Regions from separate parts of the Homo sapiens genome. Here region 2 is linked to region 1. Evidence: chromatin contacts called from ENCODE Hi-C or POLR2A ChIA-PET data. All regions are on one chromosome and are shown on one strand. Each heading gives the region's core, a stretch centred on a gene start or an enhancer-like site at or near the end of the contact. The rest is flanking DNA. Distances are from core to core; before and after follow the strand shown.

Evidence for each region. A loop is a pair of places that touch in the nucleus more often than their neighbours do. ChIA-PET counts read pairs that join two places held with the same protein, here RNA polymerase II (POLR2A). Pooled maps may share reads with other maps.
Region 2: a map with no recorded cell type shows a loop between it and region 1 (3-fold over the local background). The contact joins two enhancer-like sites. A Hi-C loop is called at or near these places in 5 of 168 maps with a recorded cell type or tissue (CD14-positive monocyte, HepG2, left colon and 2 more), 1 of 37 single-sample maps with no recorded cell type and 10 of 50 pooled maps. POLR2A ChIA-PET finds 5 or more read pairs at or near these places in 20 of 52 experiments (AG04450, CD8-positive, alpha-beta T cell, GM12878 and 13 more).

The regions. Positions count from the first base shown.
Region 1 is chr16:20,873,069-20,876,433 of GRCh38, reverse strand. All of the region lies in intron 1 of DCUN1D3 (defective in cullin neddylation 1 domain containing 3), which reads left to right. Among named protein-coding and RNA genes, the nearest start is that of DCUN1D3, 26 kb to the left of the region's middle. RefSeq lists a silencer at 776-855 and enhancers at 1,502-1,721, 1,972-2,071. Within about 2 kb of position 1,438, at least 8 of the 41 ENCODE cell types and tissues checked have a DNase peak (open chromatin) inside an H3K27ac peak, as active enhancers do.
Region 2 is chr16:20,928,429-20,931,792 of GRCh38, reverse strand. No RefSeq gene overlaps it. Among named protein-coding and RNA genes, the nearest start is that of LYRM1, 29 kb to the right of the region's middle. Within about 2 kb of position 1,617, at least 6 of the 41 ENCODE cell types and tissues checked have a DNase peak (open chromatin) inside an H3K27ac peak, as active enhancers do.

The DNA of each region.
Region 1 (3,365 bases), core at 189-2,688:
CATAACCATTTTAACTGGGGTGAGATAATATTTCGTTGTGGCTTTTATTTACATTTCTGTGATGATTAGTGATGTTGAGCATTTTTTCGTATACCTGCTGGCTATTTTCATGTCTCCTTTTGAGAAACATCTATTCAGATCTTTTGCCCATTTAAAAATCAGATTAGAGTCGGGCACAGTGGCTCGAGCCTGTAATCCCAGCACTTTGGGAGGCTGAGGCAGGCGGATCACCTGAGGTCAGGAGTTTGAGACCAGCCTGGCCAACATGGTGAAACACTGTCTCTACTGAAAATACAAAAATGAGCTGGGCCTGGTGGCATGCGCCTGTAATCCCAGCTACTCGAGAGGCTAAGGCAAGAGAATCACTTGAACCTCGGAGGTGATTGGTTGCAGTGAGCCGAGATCATGCCACTGCACTCCAGCGTGGGTGACAGAGTGAGACTCTGTCTCAAAAAAAATAAATAAATAAAATAAAAATCAGATTATTATTATTATTATTTTGCTATTAAGTTGTTTGAGCTCCTTATATATTCTGGCTGTTAATCCCTCGTCAGATGGATAGTTTGCAGATTTTTTTTCCCATTCTGTGGATTGTCTCTTCACATTGTTGATTGTTTACTTTGCTGTGTAGAAGCTTTTTAGCTTGATATAACCCCATTTGTCTCTTTTTGCTTTGGTTGCCTGTGCTTTTAAGGTCTTACACAAAAAATCTTTGCCCAGACCAGTGTCCTAGATCATTTCCCCAGTGTTTTCTTCTAGTAGTTTCATAGTTTCATGTCTTATATTTAAATCTTCAATCCACTTTGATTTGATTTTTGTATATAGTGTGAGAGAGGGGATCTAGTTTTATTCTTCTGCATATAGTCATTTAGTTCACAGTGATTTGTTTTAGTTCCCGTTTTCAACTGAGAAGACTGAGATGGAATATGGTTAAGTGTGAGCTAGAGAGTTGGTAGAGCTGGGCTGTACAAACCTAGTCATTTTGCATCCAATGCATGTACTTTCCCTCCTGGAAGGCACATGACTATACTGGAGCAGCTGAAGGAGCTGCAATATCTGTGCAACTGGTTTTTGAGTGAGAGAATTGAATGTTGGTTGCAGAACAGTCAAGACACTGAACGCAATTCAGAAAAGTTGCATGTAATTTCATGGACCCCCTATTGTTGGATGCAACATTTGTGTGTGTGTGTGTGTGTGTGTGTGTGTGTGTGTGTGTGTGTGTGCATGAGCGCACGCAGTTTATTCTGGGGCCATAGTTGTCTTTGAGTCTTCAGACTTATTGATGACTGAAAGAACTTATGGTGCTGCTGCTTTATTTTATAAATTTTTTATGTTGTTTCTTAAAATAGGGCATAGCTGCTAGGGCAGGGTTTTAATAGACAGCATTGTGGTGGCCATTAGGTGGCAGCAATTTTGGCAGGTCATGTGGGTGGGAAGTGGGCAGGAACGAATCATCAGATGTCTTACTTTGCAAAGCTTGCAGTACCACAGTGCCTTCCAACAGGTATAGAGCTCCATTTTTAATTACCTGCTTATCTTTGCACATGTTAATGTACTCTGGGGCCTCATGCTACATGAGCATTTGTGAAAATAAGTAACTTAAAAAAAAAAATCAAAGCCTAAACCTTGGGGCCTCAAGTTTCAACCTGCAGAGAACGTATTCAAATAAAGATGTGCAAACATGAGCATTTCCTGTCAGTCTTTGAAACTTAAACACTTTCTTAATAGGCTCTTCGGCATGTAAAATCAAAGAGAAATTGTCTCAGTGATAGGAATTGAAACCAAGAGGGTAGCCAAGTTCAGGTTAGATTTGGGCTTTCAGTTTCATGGGATATGGTTTAGATCAAATACCTGTTTCAGCTGGAAGGTTGATCATGTTATTGTACAGAGAAAGACTTCTGAGAGATTTTTGCTTTCAGCCTTTCACATGGTGTCTGAATGCTGGGACGGGGTTCCTCTTTGGGAACAAGATGATGACAGCAAATATGTACACAATAGAATAAAGCTCCTGAAGTATTCTGTGGCATATCTACTTGAAGGAGGTCTAACGGTGTAAAAATTGCAATTGGAAAGATTCTTGTAGCCAGTTAGTCATACCATCTTTTAAATAGCATCCTACTGGTCCACGTAGTTATAATGGAATTTGACAGCTTTCATGAACTTGGGATCATTGGTCCTGTTGTTCAGCTAAGGGTCCTATGATATATTCGACTAGAAATTGTGGCCTAGTCAGTTGGTTCTGAACCATGAATCAGAACATCTGGCAATTAGATCTTCTCTCTCTTTGCTCTCTGAATAGAAGAGATCTGAGTGACATAGCTGTGTCTTGGTAGGGACTCTTTCAGTTGTGATAGAAAACCTGATATCTAACTTATGCAAAGGAGAGTTTGTTGGCTCACACCTGTGAAGTTCAGGCTTTGATCTTGACTCTAGGAACAGTTGGATTCAGGGTGTAAATAATGCCTTCAAAATTCAGTTTCCCTTTGTCTCTTCATACTGCTTTCCACTTGGTGATTTCATTTTTGGGTTCTACATGCATTTGAGCTGAGCCCCATGTGATAAACAGGGACCATTTAATCCTCACAGTGACCCCCTAGGCATTCTTATTTTCTCTGGTAGCTCTTTCTGGTAGCATCTCCAGCCTCCTGTATTTTCAGGGTTGAGATTCTGTCTGGCTGGCTTGTCATGGGCATATCCTGGGTCCAGTCATTAAAGCCAGGGGCATGTGAGGCCTTGGTGGGGCTGAGTCCCATAGTTCTTTATGAACCCCACCCAGCCATATGGCCGAGAGCGAGGGAAAAGGATCTGCTGGTGAAAATTGGGTAATCACCTGATGAAGAGCCTGGATGCTGGGAAGGCAGACACGTCTGCTACAAATCTGTCCTTTGACCCAGTCTGCAGCTTGACAGCCCATGTTAGTCTTCACACTAAATCCAGCCCATTGACCATTTCCAGGCATTCCACATTTCTCTTTTGAATGAGCCTCTTGCTCCCTGGGAATGTGAATCACTCAATCCATGGGCCAGACCCTTCTACCCCTGATGTTAAACCTTTGATAAGGGGACTGTTACTCATTAGACCTTAAGATGGTCATCATCTTTGTCCTCTTCTTTTCCTTGGAGGGAGTGTGAGGAGGAAGTTGATCTTCTTTTGAAAGAATAAATTGAGGAAATTTAGATATAAGTGAAAGATGTCTTTAGGATTAAGCTGCTTTTCTCCCCATTCCCCCATCATTTAAAAACACTTCCTTAAAATCCCTGGAGCCAGAATCACTGGATCATTGGATTGGTTAGTTGTTTTTTTTTTTTTTTTTGAGACAGAGTCTCGCTCTGTAGCCCAGGCTGGAGTGCAGTGGCACAGTCTTC
Region 2 (3,364 bases), core at 368-2,867, 55 kb before region 1:
CAATCTTAGATGGGAGGTGTTATCATTATCTCCACTTTACAGAGGAAAATGCAGAGATTTAGAAAACTAGCCCAAAGTTCCACAGCTAGTCAGTGATAGAACTGGGACGCAATTGTTTCTCTACTAGCCTGCACAGATGGGTGGAAATTTCCCGAGGAAAGGGGAGGTGAGAGAAGCAATCTTTATTGCATGCCTACTATATGCCATGCTTTGTGCCCAGGCCTTTAGATTTCTCACTTGATCCTCTGTGGTGGGAAGGCCTGTCCTCTCCCTTGGAGGTTCAGAGAGATTATCGTCCCTAAAATCGCTCAGCTTTTTCACACTGCAAAGCCTGGTTTGTGCTGGTCTGGCTCTTGAACCCATGCATTTTTCACCGCCACACGCTGCCTCCCTGCCAAGGACTTGGCTCTGTTTTGATGTAGAATCTTAGAAGAGATGTGTAGCTCCAACTACACAACTATGTCCAAGAAATTTCAATCACTTGTTTCTCCCCAGGGCCAGCTGGAAGAGACTCTTGAGGGAGATAAAAATCACATTCTTGATGCATTACTTCTTCACTAACTCTCTCATGTAGTCTTGTGGCACTAAGTGGCTTATTTCAGGGCCCTGTCTTGGTCACTTCGTAGTTGAGCAAAGACATGAGACTGTTTGGGGGTTTTCATGTGTCTGGCCTTGGCTTCTCTGCCTCTTCACTAGAAGAAATGTTTTGAATCAGGGTCTTTGATTTCTTTTTTGTTGTTGTTGAGACAGTCTTGCTCTCTCACCTAGGCTGGAGTGCAGTGGCACAATTTTGGCTCACTGCAACCTTCGCCTCCCAGGTTCAGGCAATTCTCCTGCCTCAGCCTCCCATGTAGCTGGGATTACAGGTGCCTGCCACCATGCCTGGCTAATTTTTTTATATTTTTAGTAGAGACAGGGTTTCACCATGTTGGCCAGGGTGGTCTCAAACTCCTGACCTCAAGTGATCCACCCATCTTGGCCTCCCAAAGTGCTGGGATTACAGGCATGAGCCACTGCACCCGGTCAAAAGCTATTTTTTCAAGAAAGAAATATAAATGTTCTCCAATGGGGGAAAAATCAGAATGAACAGATAGCTGGAACTATCCTATTGTTCCAAATAAGATTGTTAGTCATTTTGGATAGAAGGATGGTCAGGATCTCAAATCCCTGATTCTTGGACTGGTAGGTAAATCACAACGCAAGCTGTAAAGGAGCTGTCAGTGAGGGGGTTGCTAAGAGAACAACTGAATTTTAATTATAGTTCTCCAACCACAGCTTCAGCAACAAAAAGCTGAGGGAGGCAGGGACTGGTCTCATTCCTCAGGGGTCAAGGGACAGACTGTTTTCATATGATGGATTAAATTTTTGTAATTTAAAAAATGTTCTCTACTTTGAAGAGAAAGACTGCTTGAAATTTGAGGTCATTTTCTATTCGGGCCAATGTGGTAGTTAATGTCTCCTCCTGTGAAAGAGCAATATGCTATTCAGAAATCATGGTGAGTTAGAGGCTGGAGTCCTGGGGAAGAGATGGCCAGAGATCAGCTCGGTGAGAAGCTGCAGGCCTTGCCTATAAATAGCTCAGCAGATGACATCAGACAAACCTTGTCACCAAGCTAGTCCTTGTTCTTTAAAAATCTAGCTCTTGGGGGCCGGGTGCGGTGGCTCACTCCTGTAATCCCAGCACTTTGAGAAGCTGAGGCAGGCGGATCACCTGAGGTCAGGAGTTCAAGACTAGCCTGGCCAACATGGTGAAACGTCGTCTCTACTAAAAATACAAAAATTAGCTGGGTGTGGTGGCGGGCGCCTGTAATCCCAGCTACTCAGGAGGCTGAGGCACGAGAATTGCTTGAACCTGGGAGGTGGAGGTTGCAGTGAGCCAAGATTGTGCCACTGCACTCCAGCCTGGGTGACAACAGTGAAACTCTGTCTCAAAAAAAAAAAAAAAATCTAGCTCTTGGGTAAGCAGTTAGGTTCAGTCCTTATCAGTGTTGGAAGATAATTACATTGAAGGTGGGGATGTAGGGAAGGTGGGTTCTGCCTTTGAGAGACTCAAGATGGGGATTTTATAGTTTTGGAGAGAAAGTGAGGAAAATACTATTAAGAACAGAACACAGGTTACATGGAAGGTTTGAGAGTAAATTGACAATTATGCTTTTGTGTAACAGTATACACATGTTTGCAAAGGGGCTAGGCATGTAAAATTCACACTAAGGCAAATGGAAGATGCTCAAAGGCTGGCTAGCAATGAGATGGACTTTCATCCTGAAAAGGCTGGGTGAGAAGGCTGATTTCTACACTCAGTAGAGTAAGGCAAAAATGCAAATAATTAAAATCACCTTGAGTTACTTAGAAAGGAACTTTCCCATCTCCCATGATGGAGATGAGAGACATGTCTCACTTGGTCCAGCACAGCCAGTTTTTCCTCCAAGCAGAAACAGATGGGTTTCACTGGCTGACCACCAGATGAAGTAGTTGGCTTGATTTCATAAGCCCTATGTTGCATGGGAAACAATTAATTTTAGACATTAGAACCATCTCTGGACAGGGAAATGCCTCTACAATGAGACCAGCTGGAAGGAGAGTGGCTGAAGGAACAGCAGATTCATGTCTCTCAATTCAAGCTAGGCTGGGCTATGTGCTCACTGAATGGCCATGGGAAGGCCAGAACACCTGCCAGCATATTTACATTTCTCTGTCTCTTTTCACCAAAGGCTTTGCTGTGGTTTGAATGTATCCCCCAAAGTTTATGTGTTAGAAAATCCCCAAGCAACAGTGTTGAGAAGTGCAACCTTTAGGAGGTGATTAGGTCAGGAGGTCACAGATAATGTTATTGCCAGAGTGGGTTTGTTATAAAAGTCAGTTCAGACCGGGCGCAGTGGCTCACTCCTGTAATCCCAGCACTGCAGGATGCCGAGGCAGGTGGATCATCTGAGGTCAGGAGTTCGAGACCAGCCTGGGCAACATAGTGAAACCCGTCTCTATTAAAAATGCAAAAAAAAAAAAAAAAAAAAAAAAATTAGCCAAGCGTAGTGGTGGGCGCCTGTAGTCCCAGCTACTTGGGAGGCTGAGGCAGGAGAATGGCCTGAACCCAGGAGGCGGAGCTTGCAGTGAGCCGAGATCGCGCCACTGCACTCTAGCCTGGGTGACAGAGCGAGACTTGTCAAGAAAACAAACAAACAAAAAAACAACAAAACACACACACACACACACAAAATTAGCCGAGTGTAGTGGCAGGCGCCTGTAATCCCAGCTGTTTGGGAGGCTGAGGCAGGAGAATTGCTTGAACCCAGGAGGCAGAGGTTGCAGTGAGCTGAGATCGTGCCATTGCACTCCAGCCTGGGCAGCAAGGGCAAAACTCTGTTAT